Regions from separate parts of the Homo sapiens genome. Here region 2 is linked to region 1. Evidence: chromatin contacts called from ENCODE Hi-C or POLR2A ChIA-PET data. All regions are on one chromosome and are shown on one strand. The core of a region is the stretch at or near the end of the contact, and the rest is flanking DNA. Distances in the headings are between cores, read along the strand shown. Region 1 has its middle 18 kb from the start of CTDSP2. Region 2 holds the start of GIHCG (GIHCG inhibitor of miR-200b/200a/429 expression).

What was found. Hi-C counts contacts between places; a loop is a spot of excess contacts on that map. ChIA-PET counts read pairs that join two places held with the same protein, here RNA polymerase II (POLR2A). Pooled maps may share reads with other maps.
Region 2: a loop to region 1 is called in a pooled map, with 3 times the contacts of the local background. The contact joins the promoter of GIHCG here to the enhancer-like site in region 1. A Hi-C loop is called at or near these places in 6 of 50 pooled maps. POLR2A ChIA-PET finds 5 or more read pairs at or near these places in 7 of 52 experiments (HCT116, HEK293, HEK293T and 3 more).

The regions. Positions count from the first base shown.
Region 1 is chr12:57,862,108-57,867,551 of GRCh38, forward strand. No RefSeq gene overlaps it. Among named protein-coding and RNA genes, the nearest start is that of CTDSP2, 18 kb to the left of the region's middle. RefSeq lists a silencer at 3,109-3,468. Within about 2 kb of position 3,289, at least 34 of the 41 ENCODE cell types and tissues checked have a DNase peak (open chromatin) inside an H3K27ac peak, as active enhancers do; they include HCT116, where a contact is called at or near this core.
Region 2 is chr12:57,933,160-57,938,603 of GRCh38, forward strand. GIHCG (GIHCG inhibitor of miR-200b/200a/429 expression) reads right to left here and starts at 3,005. Exons shown (of 3, transcript NR_038269.1): 1 at 2,680-3,005; 2 at 2,311-2,394. RefSeq lists enhancers at 2,430-2,930, 2,931-3,431.

The sequences.
Region 1 (5,444 bases), core at 2,039-4,538:
GTTGATGAGTCTCAGCCAACCAGGGCACTTCCTGCCTCTGTGCCAGTGATTGGTTTAGGTTTAGGCATGTGAGGCAGCGCTGGCCAAGGACACACAAGGGGAAGCCCGCTAGGCCAGGGTTTTCGGAAAGAATCACAGAGAAGCTGACTTTATTAAAGGTGGAATTAATGCTCTCTGCCTCTAAAAAATAATATACTTGCCCATTGTGTAAGGTGCTTTTAGTTGGTCTTCTGTGCTTTCAGTTGAAAGGTTCTGACACATGAAGGCTAGCTATTTTTCCTGGGTAGCAGGTGGGGCGAAAGATGGGAAAATAAGCTGATGGCTAAAGGGTGAAATGAAAAGAGTTTGCAAAATAAAGGAGCTGATGCATTTTTGAAGGCAGAAGAATTACCTAATAGAAAAGAACTGATTGAAAATGTTAGAGAGAAGGGGACTAACTCAGGGAGAAGGAGGCCACCACTCATCAAGCAGACACTTGCCATATGCCAGGCACTGTGAAAGGGGGTGGGATACAGTGATGGACAGAAATACGAGGTCCCTGCTCTTAGGGAAACTTTCAGTCTGGGTGGGGTAGAGAGACAATGAACATGTAAGTAACAAAATAAACAGGATAAGATAATGGGAAGTAATTTGGCGGGGCGGGGGGCAGTTAATTTTGATAGAAGATGGTCAAGAAAGTCTCCTCTGAAGAAGAGGAGATCCGCCCAACTCGGCCTCCCAAAGTGCTGGGATTACAGGCGTGAGCCATCGAGGGGGGCCTTCAGTTCGCTTTAATATTTACTGAACATTCATGTAATGCACCTGCCGCAGGTTACATAGCCTGTGGGTACAGGGATGGGCCAGCCACATGAAGAAACTTAGGAGGACTCCAGAAGACATCTCAGGGCAACTGTGGGCTCTGTCCTGACTACAGCAATGGAAGTCCAATGTCCATTCAGAAAAGGGAAAGAAATGGCAGCAAAGTTTGCCTTGGAGGCTCCTGCAGGCCAGGAATGACAGAGCAGCTGGAGAGATATATTTTCCCAGGGCTGGCATGGATATCACCTCCCCTGTGGCAGGACAGGTTGGGAACCCTGGTGTTGCTGACTTTCTGGAAGCTGGAGAGGTTTGAGTGGAATATTTGGAGTGCATTATATACCATAGGTGGCTTGTGCTGGCCACCTATGGTCTATAATTTGGTTGGATGTCCTTGATTTTCTACTGATAAATAGATCTGCTACTTGATTTTCTACTGTGGGTTTGAGGGAGGATACTTGGGGCCAGCAGATGAGTCACACCTCTGATCCTTACATGCCCAGCTGCCTCTGTCTCCCCTTGCCCATGCAGTCTGGAATTCCAATCTGCTCCCCTGTTTAACATCTCATCCAGTCAATAAGCGCCTCTGAAGTCTTTACTTTGTGAGTAGCATCTTTGACATGTTTGTGTCGGGTGGATACCATGACAGAAAGACAAGACTTGGCCTCAAGGAGTTTGCTGGTCAAATTCGAGAACACTGCATCTGAAACAATTTATCAGTAGAAAATCAAGGACATTCAACAGAGGTATAGACCATGGGTGGCCATCACAAGCCACCTATGGTACACAGTGCACTGGTTTATATACCATCTACTGCATTAGTCCCAGCCTCCCAAACTGGCACCAACAGTCCTCTTCTCCTTGCCCACTACTCCCTTCTTCCCTCCAAGATCCCTTTGGAGGTGATCCATCAAGTTGGAGCCTGACACATAATTTCTGCTCATCGTGTGTGGCCTTCCTCCAGTTTCCTGGGGATGTGAAGGAGGAGGGAGGGACCTGTCAGCTGGATGGAGACTTCTTTGCCCAAAGTTGATAGTACCACAGTGGGGCTCTTCACAGGCAGCCATTTTGAGACCTGTCCAGCACAAGGTTCTAGTTTTGGGGGTCCTGTCACTTAAATAAGAAAATATTGAGTGCTTGCCTTGTGCCAGTGTCTGTTTGAAGAGGCAGACCACTGTCACTTTTCTTGTATTATCTAATTCAGTCCACACAACAATTGCCTTTGGTGGGAATTTTAATTATTCCATTTTACAGTTGGAGAAACTAAGGTACAGAAAGATAAAGTCACTTATCCTTATCAAACAACTAGTAAGTAGTGGAGCCACGATTTGAACCCAAGCAGACTGCCTGCAGCATCCCTGGTCGGCACCCCTGTGCACACTGCCAAATTGTCTTATTCTAGGAATTTCCCTTCCCTGCGCCATGACATATTAAAAACTCAGCTAGAGGTCATTTTGAGCAAGGAACCCTTCTCCACCCTGCCTTTCCATGAGAGGGAGTTGGGATCCCAGAGAAGAGGAATTCCAGAAGAGGCACTGCCACTTTGGCTATTTTTCCTGCATGTTCCCCAGGCAGGGAGCGCCAGCTTTTGATTTGCCAGGTGTCTCTCTGTTCTTCTAATTAACACCAGATCCAGCCTTTAGCCAGAGCCCTGCCTATAGCTGGAATCCACCACCATGCGGCTCAGGGGCCAGTTCGCTGTGACTGCCACAGAGGACAAAGCAAGTGCTAACTCGGGGTGGAGTCTTCTGTAATGATGCTCCCTTTGCCTCATCCATAAAAAGCTCCACTCAGATCTACCTCGTTTGTGGTGGAGGCCAGGGTGGCAGAGTGTGCAGGAGAAGGCAGAATCAGGCTGAAACAGCTCCTCTTTGCCTCCCTGGATTCTTTTCCAAAATGCTGTCAGCACTGCCAGTTGGAAAATATTTTTCTCCCTCCCTTTGTCTTCTTTCTTATTAAGAAAAAAAAAAAAGCCATCTGGTGTCAAATTCACTCCTGGCACATCATAAAGGGTAGCACTAAAAATGTCCCCGAAAAACTAAAAGCAAAACCACAGTAGTACACATGGGATTTAATCTCAGCATCCTAGAATTTCAGAGTTGATAGGGCCCTCTGAGATCAAACCCTTCCTGTAGACGGGAGGAAACTGAGGCCGGGAGGGATTATGTTATTCTTTCAAAAATGTTTACTGAGCGCCTACTATGTTCAAGACACTCTTCAGGCGCCGCAGATGAATCACGAACACAACAGTGAGGCAGAAATCCCCGCCTCCTTGGAGCTTTCCGTGGGAGGTTCTTGCCTCGGCCCTCGGGCCTGCGTCTGCCGCCGTTTTTAAACGGCCCCGAAGTTGGGAGCTCTGGCTGGGCCACCTCCGGGCTGGGGGCCCGGCCTGGGGCCGCCCCTCTTTTCCCGCCCGGAGCCGCAGTGTCCAGAGGGGCGAAGTTTGCGGCCACCGCCGGCCGTGCAGTCTCCCGCGCTTCCCCCGCCGGAGCGCCGGCCCCGCATTCCTCCGGGTTGAGCAACAGCTTTTCCTCCGAGGGCGGCTGGCCGGGCAAGGCGGGGCCGCCAGCGCTGGGGCCCTCGCGGGGCGCGGCCCGAGTGTCCGGGGCCTCTGGCAGCGCCCCGGGTTTAAGTGGAGCGCGGCCGCCAGACCCTCCCCGGGGAGCCGAGCTCGGAGAGGGGGGCCGCAGAGCCCAGGCCCCAGCCTGCCCTTCCTGCAGCGCCGGCGGGATTGCCGAAAGACCAAGCGGGTGCCAGGCCTCACCCGACCTTGATGTTGGCGTTAGTCCGGGTTGACCGCCCACTCTGACGCTCTATACAGAGAGCTCCTTTGCTTCCATTTTTACTCCAATCCTGGAAATTCTTTGTCGATGAAAAGGGGACAGTTTATAGTGAACTCCAAAAGAGGGGTCCTAACCTAACCCAGCTCTTTGAATTTAAACACTTACAATAATCATATGTGTGTGTGTGTATGTGTGTGTATATATATATGTACACATACATCTGTGTACACAGACGTATGTGTATACATACATATATATGTATGCATACATGTATGTATGCATACATGTATGTATGCATAGATGTATGTGTATATATGTATGTATACATATATACACTCACACACACATATATACATACATATTTGAGACAGAGTCTTGTTCTGTCCCCCAGCCTGGAGTGCAGTGGCATGATCTCGGCTCACTGCAACCTCCGACTCCCGGGTTCAAGCAATTCTCCCACCTTAGTCTTTGAGTAGATGGGACTACAGGTGCGTGCCATGCCAGGCTAATTTTTTTATTTTTAGTAGAAACAGGGTTTCACCATGCTGGCCAGGCTGGTATTGAACTCCTGGACTCAAGTGATCTGCCTGCCTCGGCCTCCCAAAGTGCTGGGATTACAGGCATGCACCACCATGCCCCACCCTTCATATTTTTCTTTTCCTGCCTCTTAAATCTTGAGCTTAGGTCTTGAATTTTTTTAGCTTTATTTTATTTTAGTATACTTTTTATTTTGGAAAATTGTTAGATGTACATAAAAGTTGCAACAATAGTGTAGAGAATTCCCATGTACTCTTCACCCCGCTTCCCCCAAAATTAGTATCTTACCTAACCATGGTACGTTTGTCAAAATGAAGAATTAACATTGGAACAATGCTATTAACCAAACTACAGACTTTATTTGGATTTCACATGTTTCCACTCCTGTCCTTTTTGTGTTTCAGGATTCAGTCTGGGCCATCATCTTGCATTTAGGGGTTTGAAGCCTTTTAGTATGTAATCCAGATTTCATTGTGTAGAGTCTCTCCCCTTGGCAATGAGGCAGGAGGCAGAGTCCCTGGCACTGGATTGACCTCCCTGTCCTTGTCCTGATGGCCCAGGAAACACCTCGAGCCCTGGATATCCTGAGAATGCTCTTAAGGGATTCCTGCTGGGTCTGCCTGCTGGCTCTGGTAGCACCTGGTATAAATCTGGATCCCAAGGCCTGCACCTGGTCCTACTGGATGGAGACAAGGAAGTCCATGGGGTTCTTTAGAGAACACTCAGAGCTAAGGAGGTAAGCAGGTGCATGACCTCCCTGTCTTTTTTTTTACTTTTTATTTTTAAATTGAGATAGGGTCTTACCCTGTCACCCAGGCTGGAGTACAGTGGTGTAATCATGGCTCACTGCGGCCTCAACCTCCTGAGCTCAAGTGATCCTCCCACCTCAGCTTCCTGAGAAGCTAGGACTATAGGCATGTGCCACCATGCCTAGCTAATTTTCTTTCTTTTTTTTTGTTTGTTTGGAAGAGACAGGGTCTCCCTATTTTGCCCAGGCTAGTCTTGAACTCCTGGGCTCAAGTGATCCTCCTATCTTGGCCTCTCAAAGTGCTGGAATTATAGGTGTGAGCCACTGTGCGTGGCCGACTCCTACTGTCTTTAGGCATTTTGAGACCTGCTATAATTTTGGAAGTGACTAGAGTTTTACCTGAAGGCACTCCCTTCTGTTTGGTTGTGGGAGGGATCCAGATACCTGGAAACACCTGTATGGCCAACTCAAGTAGCTGGGAAGAAGCCTATGGTAGATTTCTAGTAACTACTCCTGCAGAAACCCCGATTCTTAGCTGAACACTGTCAGGAACTGTAAAGGGTCTGAGATTTTATCCTACT
Region 2 (5,444 bases), core at 1,755-4,254, 71 kb after region 1:
AGTTCCTATGAAACCCACTCTCCTGATGTTTCTCTTAGCTTTCTGATGACTTTTTCTCTGTTTACTTTGTTGGTTTTTCTTCTTCACCTTCTTTATATGTGGGTGATTCTCAAGGTTCTGGCTTCAAACTGTTTCACTATTCACTCTTTTTTTTTTTTTTTTGGCAGTTTCAAATACTTTCAAAAGAAGGGTATACACTTTTTTTTTTTTTTTTTTTTTTGAGACAAGAGTCTCACTCTGCTGCCCGGGCTGGAGGGCAGTGGCTGCCTCCCCTGCTCAAGTGATTCTCTTGCTTCAGCCTCCCATGTAGCTGGGATTACAGGTGTGCGCCACCACACCCGGCTAATTTTTGTATTTTTGGTAGAGACGGGGTTTTGTCATGTTGGCCAGGCTGGTCTCAAACTCCTGACCTCAAGTGATCCACGTACCTCAGCCTCCCAAAGTGCTGGGATTACAGGTGTGAGCCACCACACCCAGCCTACATCTTCTATTTAACTGCTTCTGATCAGTTCCTCTCCCAACACCTGTGTGATCTAATCCTAACTGTCCACTATCTAGAAAGACAGAGCTTAACTTCTTAACTTCTTCTAAAAAGATCTTTCCCTTCTGAATCCCATGGTACTTTTTTTTTTTTAATGGCACTACTTTAAAACTTGCATTAGCTCCTTATGTGTTAAGACTTGTCTTACTTTCTGGCCTATAAAGTCGCTTTTCCTTTTTCTTTTTTTTTTTTTTTAAGGAGATGGGGCCCCTGCTCTATAAACTTCTTTAAGAAGATTTTCTTCTTTTTAAACTTTTATTTTAGGTTTGGGGGTACACATGAAGGTTTGTTGTAAAGATTATTTCATCACCCACGTATTAAGCCTAGTACCCAATAGTTATTTTTTCTGCTCCTCTGCATGCTCCCACCCTCCACCCTCAAGCAGACCCCAGTGTTTCTTGTTCCCTTAAGATTTTCTAATTCAACTCTGCATCTCCTATACTGTAAAGCACAGTGTTTTGTATTTTTTCATTTGTTTTTTCAACATACATAAGCACTGACTATGTATTGTGCTAGGAGCTGGGTAAGTGGTTAAAAAAAACCCCGTGCTTTCTGCCCTCAGACAGTTTAGAGTCTCGTGAAAATACATATTGTGATATATAATCAATAAAACTTTATTGAAAGAATGAATCTTACATCTTAAACTCCTTTTTCATCTTCTTTCCCCAAACTCCTGACCTACATTCCTGCGCCCTTTCCCCTGATAAATCCCACAGATTTCTCAAATCCAGCAGCTGAATTGGATTCATGTGCTATGGATACACATAAATAAGTTTGCCCCATGTTCAAGAAACTCACAATAAAGCACCTTCTCTCCCCAAACCTTCTGCTGATTTTAGTATCAATGTTACTAACTCCTTCTTATTACCAAGGGGAAATCTTGGTATTCTTTTTGACTTCTTCCTCTTTTTCATATTTAATTCTTTAATTCAAGCAATTATCCCTCTTGTTGAGGTCCTTTCACCTATAGCAGAGGTTGAAAATTAGTGACCCACAAATTGTATCTAGCTAGTAGAGGTGTTTTGTTTTGTATAATATTATCAAAAATATGATTTTCCTGTTTCTCCTGAAAAATCAGGCAACACTGAGTCCTTATTTTTGCAAGAATTGGCTGGAGTTTTAGATGGGACAGCTCAATCAACTCTAACATTCCAATCTCTATCACTCCTTGCTTTTGTCACATTCAGTCCATTTCCTCACTTATGAAACTTTCTTAGTCCCTAATTTAGGCATCTGAGTTTGCCGTCTCTGGCCTATATGATCATAGACTGTCAGTAGTGGAAGAGATATTAAAAGATCAACTCGTCTAACAGTCTCCTGCTTCCTCTCCCCACTCTTTAAGAGACGGAGAAATGAGGTCTAAAGAGCTTACATTACCCAATCAATTTCATACAGCTAATGTGTAACAGGATTCTATAATATGCCATTAGGCCTCCTCCCTCATACGGATCATGTTAAACTTATATTTTCCCTTTGGTTTAATTGCTAGGAACCTCAGAGCCCAATTTGTGGCACCCCTCTAGTAAATACACGGACCTTTTGGTATGAAGTTTTGGGGTATTAATATACCCCTGGCTTTATTTTGTTTTCCAATTACCTTTACCTCAGTTTCTCTTCATCATTTTCTCCTATTATAGTGTGTATTTTTTTTCCCCAAGCATACTCAATCTTTTGTGAAAGAGGTACATCCGTACAGGCGTAAACTGTCGGGCTGTATTGTCTGGCTCCCAATTTCTTTCTTTCACTGTCATTCTGCTTTGGCTACTCACATTCTCTGTTTTCCTTGACAGCCAAACTTCTTGAAAGAATTGTCTTCACATGCTGTGTCCACTTCATCCTGTCTTTTCAATTCACTGTAAACAGATTTAAAGCCTTCAATGCCTTCTTTGTTGCTATGATATTAATACCAAAATTATATTGTATTCATCCATATATGAAGGACACAAAATGGTTTTCCCTAAATTATCTCAACTATGAAAAAATATGCAGAGAAAAAAATTAATAGGTAATGCATGAAAATGTTACTTCTGGGTAGCTGGATGACTGGTGAGATTTATTTTCTTTTAAAAATTTTCCACAGTTTTAAAAACAAGCGCATTAGAACACATCCCGATGTAAATTAGAAATTCTCAACTTACATTTTCTAAAAGGAGGCAGAAAACTAGAGAAGCGACAGTGAGGAGCCACTGGGCCACACTTCATTTCACCTTAAGACTGACTCAGAGAAAAACAAGAGGGTACGACTCAGATCCCCGGGGCCAGCAGCAGGGCCGCGGGGCACGACTGGATAACCGCTTGTGAAGAAAATTTTAAGAGAGCCCTCACGACCCTTTAGCGCATCCTAAAAGACCTCTGAATATCTCTGCCTCTCCCGCTAACGGCTCCAAACCGCAGATAACGGTCAATCGCCTCCGGTTGTCCTGGTAACAGCCAGCAACCACAACCCTGCCTGCGTAACTCCTCCCAGAACACCGTGCGTCTTATCGCTTCACTTCCGGGTTCGGAGGGCCGACTTCTTCCGGAAGTATCTGCCTGCCAGTCACCTGGCGTTTTCTGGCTGTGTGGCTTTACTAGACAGAATGTGGCGTATTGTTGGGCAGGGCCCTGAGGACCCTTTTGTTGTTTCCCCCCCGTTTAACAGGACTGGAAAGCTAAGCAAAGGCTTTACTCTCACGGAATTGGATGAATTGGACGTTAGTTTTTAAAAAGCCGAAGGGTACATGTTAGCTTTATTTAACCATTCCACAATGTATATATATTTCAAAACATGTTTTATACTATAAATATAATTTTTATTTGTCAACTAAAAAACAGCATTAAGTGTTAAAAGCTGTTAAGTCAGAATATAGAGATGAATCTTTGAAATTAGAATGCTTTATTTGGGAAGAAAATAGTAATTTGGGGCATATATGTAGACTGGGGTGGTCTTCGGGATGTCTGAAGAGTGAAGAGGTTAGAGACTTTATAAGAAGGAGAAATGTTACGTATTGGTCTCCAAGAGAGTTTATTGGCACTATTAATGTTTTGGTGGGGTTGGCAAACTGATTGCTGAGTGACGGTGGTGGGTAAAATTAGTCTTAGAATTGTAGCAGACTGTCTTAGTAGCCTTTAGATTAAATTGGTTTTAAGTGTTAGCAGGCAGTTTCAGCAGCCAGGCCTGTAGAGAATTATATTTTTCAAGTGATATTTGTGACCTGAATGTTTTTTCCCTCTGGCCTCTCCACTCTTTAACTGGTATGACAAAAGTGACCCGATTTATATGATCAACTTTCACAGCTGACAGGTGGTAAACTCTTTACAATTATATGTAATTTATTTGTTACTGTGATAGATTTATACAATTTTAAATAATTTAGTTCCCATTAAAAAAGCAATTATTTTTGCTTTAGAAAATGAAGGCCAAAAAAACCCCCAAAACACAAAACCTCCAAATCCTACCCATTTAAGGACAACCAATGTGAATACTTTGTAGGAGTCTTCCAGACCCTTTCTATGAATTATAGTAAGTACAAATTCAAAATGGAATCATACTGTATATGCTAGTTTGGAACTTAAAAAACTTTTTTTTTTTTGAGACAAAGTTACTGTGTTGCCCAGGCTGCAGTGTAGTGGCCCGATCTCGGCTTACTGCAACCTCTCCACCACCTGGGCTCAAGCAATTCTCCTGCCTCAGTCTCCTGAGTAGCTTGGGATTATAGGCGGCGCCACCACACCCAGCTAATTTTTGTATTTTTAGTAGAGATGAGGTTTCACCATGTTGGTCAGGCTGGTCTCGAACTCCTCATCCCAAGTGATCTGCCTTCCTCGGTCTCCCAAAGTGCTGGGATTACAGGCATGAGCCACCCGCGCCCAGCCTGAATTTTTTTTTTTTTTGAGCTGTTGTCTTGCTCTGTCGCCCAGGCTGGAGTGCAGTGGCGCGATCCCAGCTCACTGAGGCAGGAGAATTGCTTGAACCCAGGAGGCAGAGGTTGCAGTGAGCCGGGATGGCGCCACTGCACTCCAGCCTGGGCGACAGAGCAAGACTCTGGCTCAAAAAACAAAAAAACAAAAAAACAAAACAAAACACCCAAAAACTTTTAATGAACATATTTTGTTTAAAAAAGACACTTAACATGGTTGTATATATTCCATTATACCTCTTGTTGGATATTTAAACAATTGATGTCTTCCCCTGCCGCCCCTTTTTTTTGAGGAGGAGGTGTCTTGCTGTATCACACAGGCTGGTCTTGAACTTCTGGGCTCAGGCAGTCCTCCTGCCTTAGCCTCCCAAATAGCTATGATTACATGCCACTGGCCTGGCCATTTTTGCTCTCAATTAGTGCTGCAATGGAGAAATGAAAATCCTTATAGCTAAATCTTTGCCCTTGCTCTAATTTCTTTGTGGTAATTCTTTTTCTTTTTAAAACTCATTTGTATTTGCTGTTCATTATCTCTTCCTTAATGTGTTTTTATTCCATACCTATGTCTTTATACTGTATACAGATGAAGTTACACATGGCATCCAAAGCCCACTTGATTTTTTAAAGTTTATTTTTCTGATTATAAAGGTAATACATGCTTATTGAGGAACATTAGAAAATTTCAGGAGAATGTAACAAAAAAATTCCAATACCTAGACAACCATTGATACTGTGGTATGAATTTTTTTCCATCTGTTTCTTCAACAATGAGTATTGAAACAGTTTTAGCTAATTTAGTAAGGAAATGTTGCAGCTTTTGGTTTGTACGTTTTTACTTATTCCTGTAGCTGAAGGGTATTGCAAATAGTATCCAGAAATAAAGCCACATACCTACAACCAACTGATCTTAGACAATGACAACAAAAACATATAATGGGAAAAGACACTCTATTTAATAAATGGTGCTACACAAAGTGGATAGACATGCAGAGGAATGAAACTGC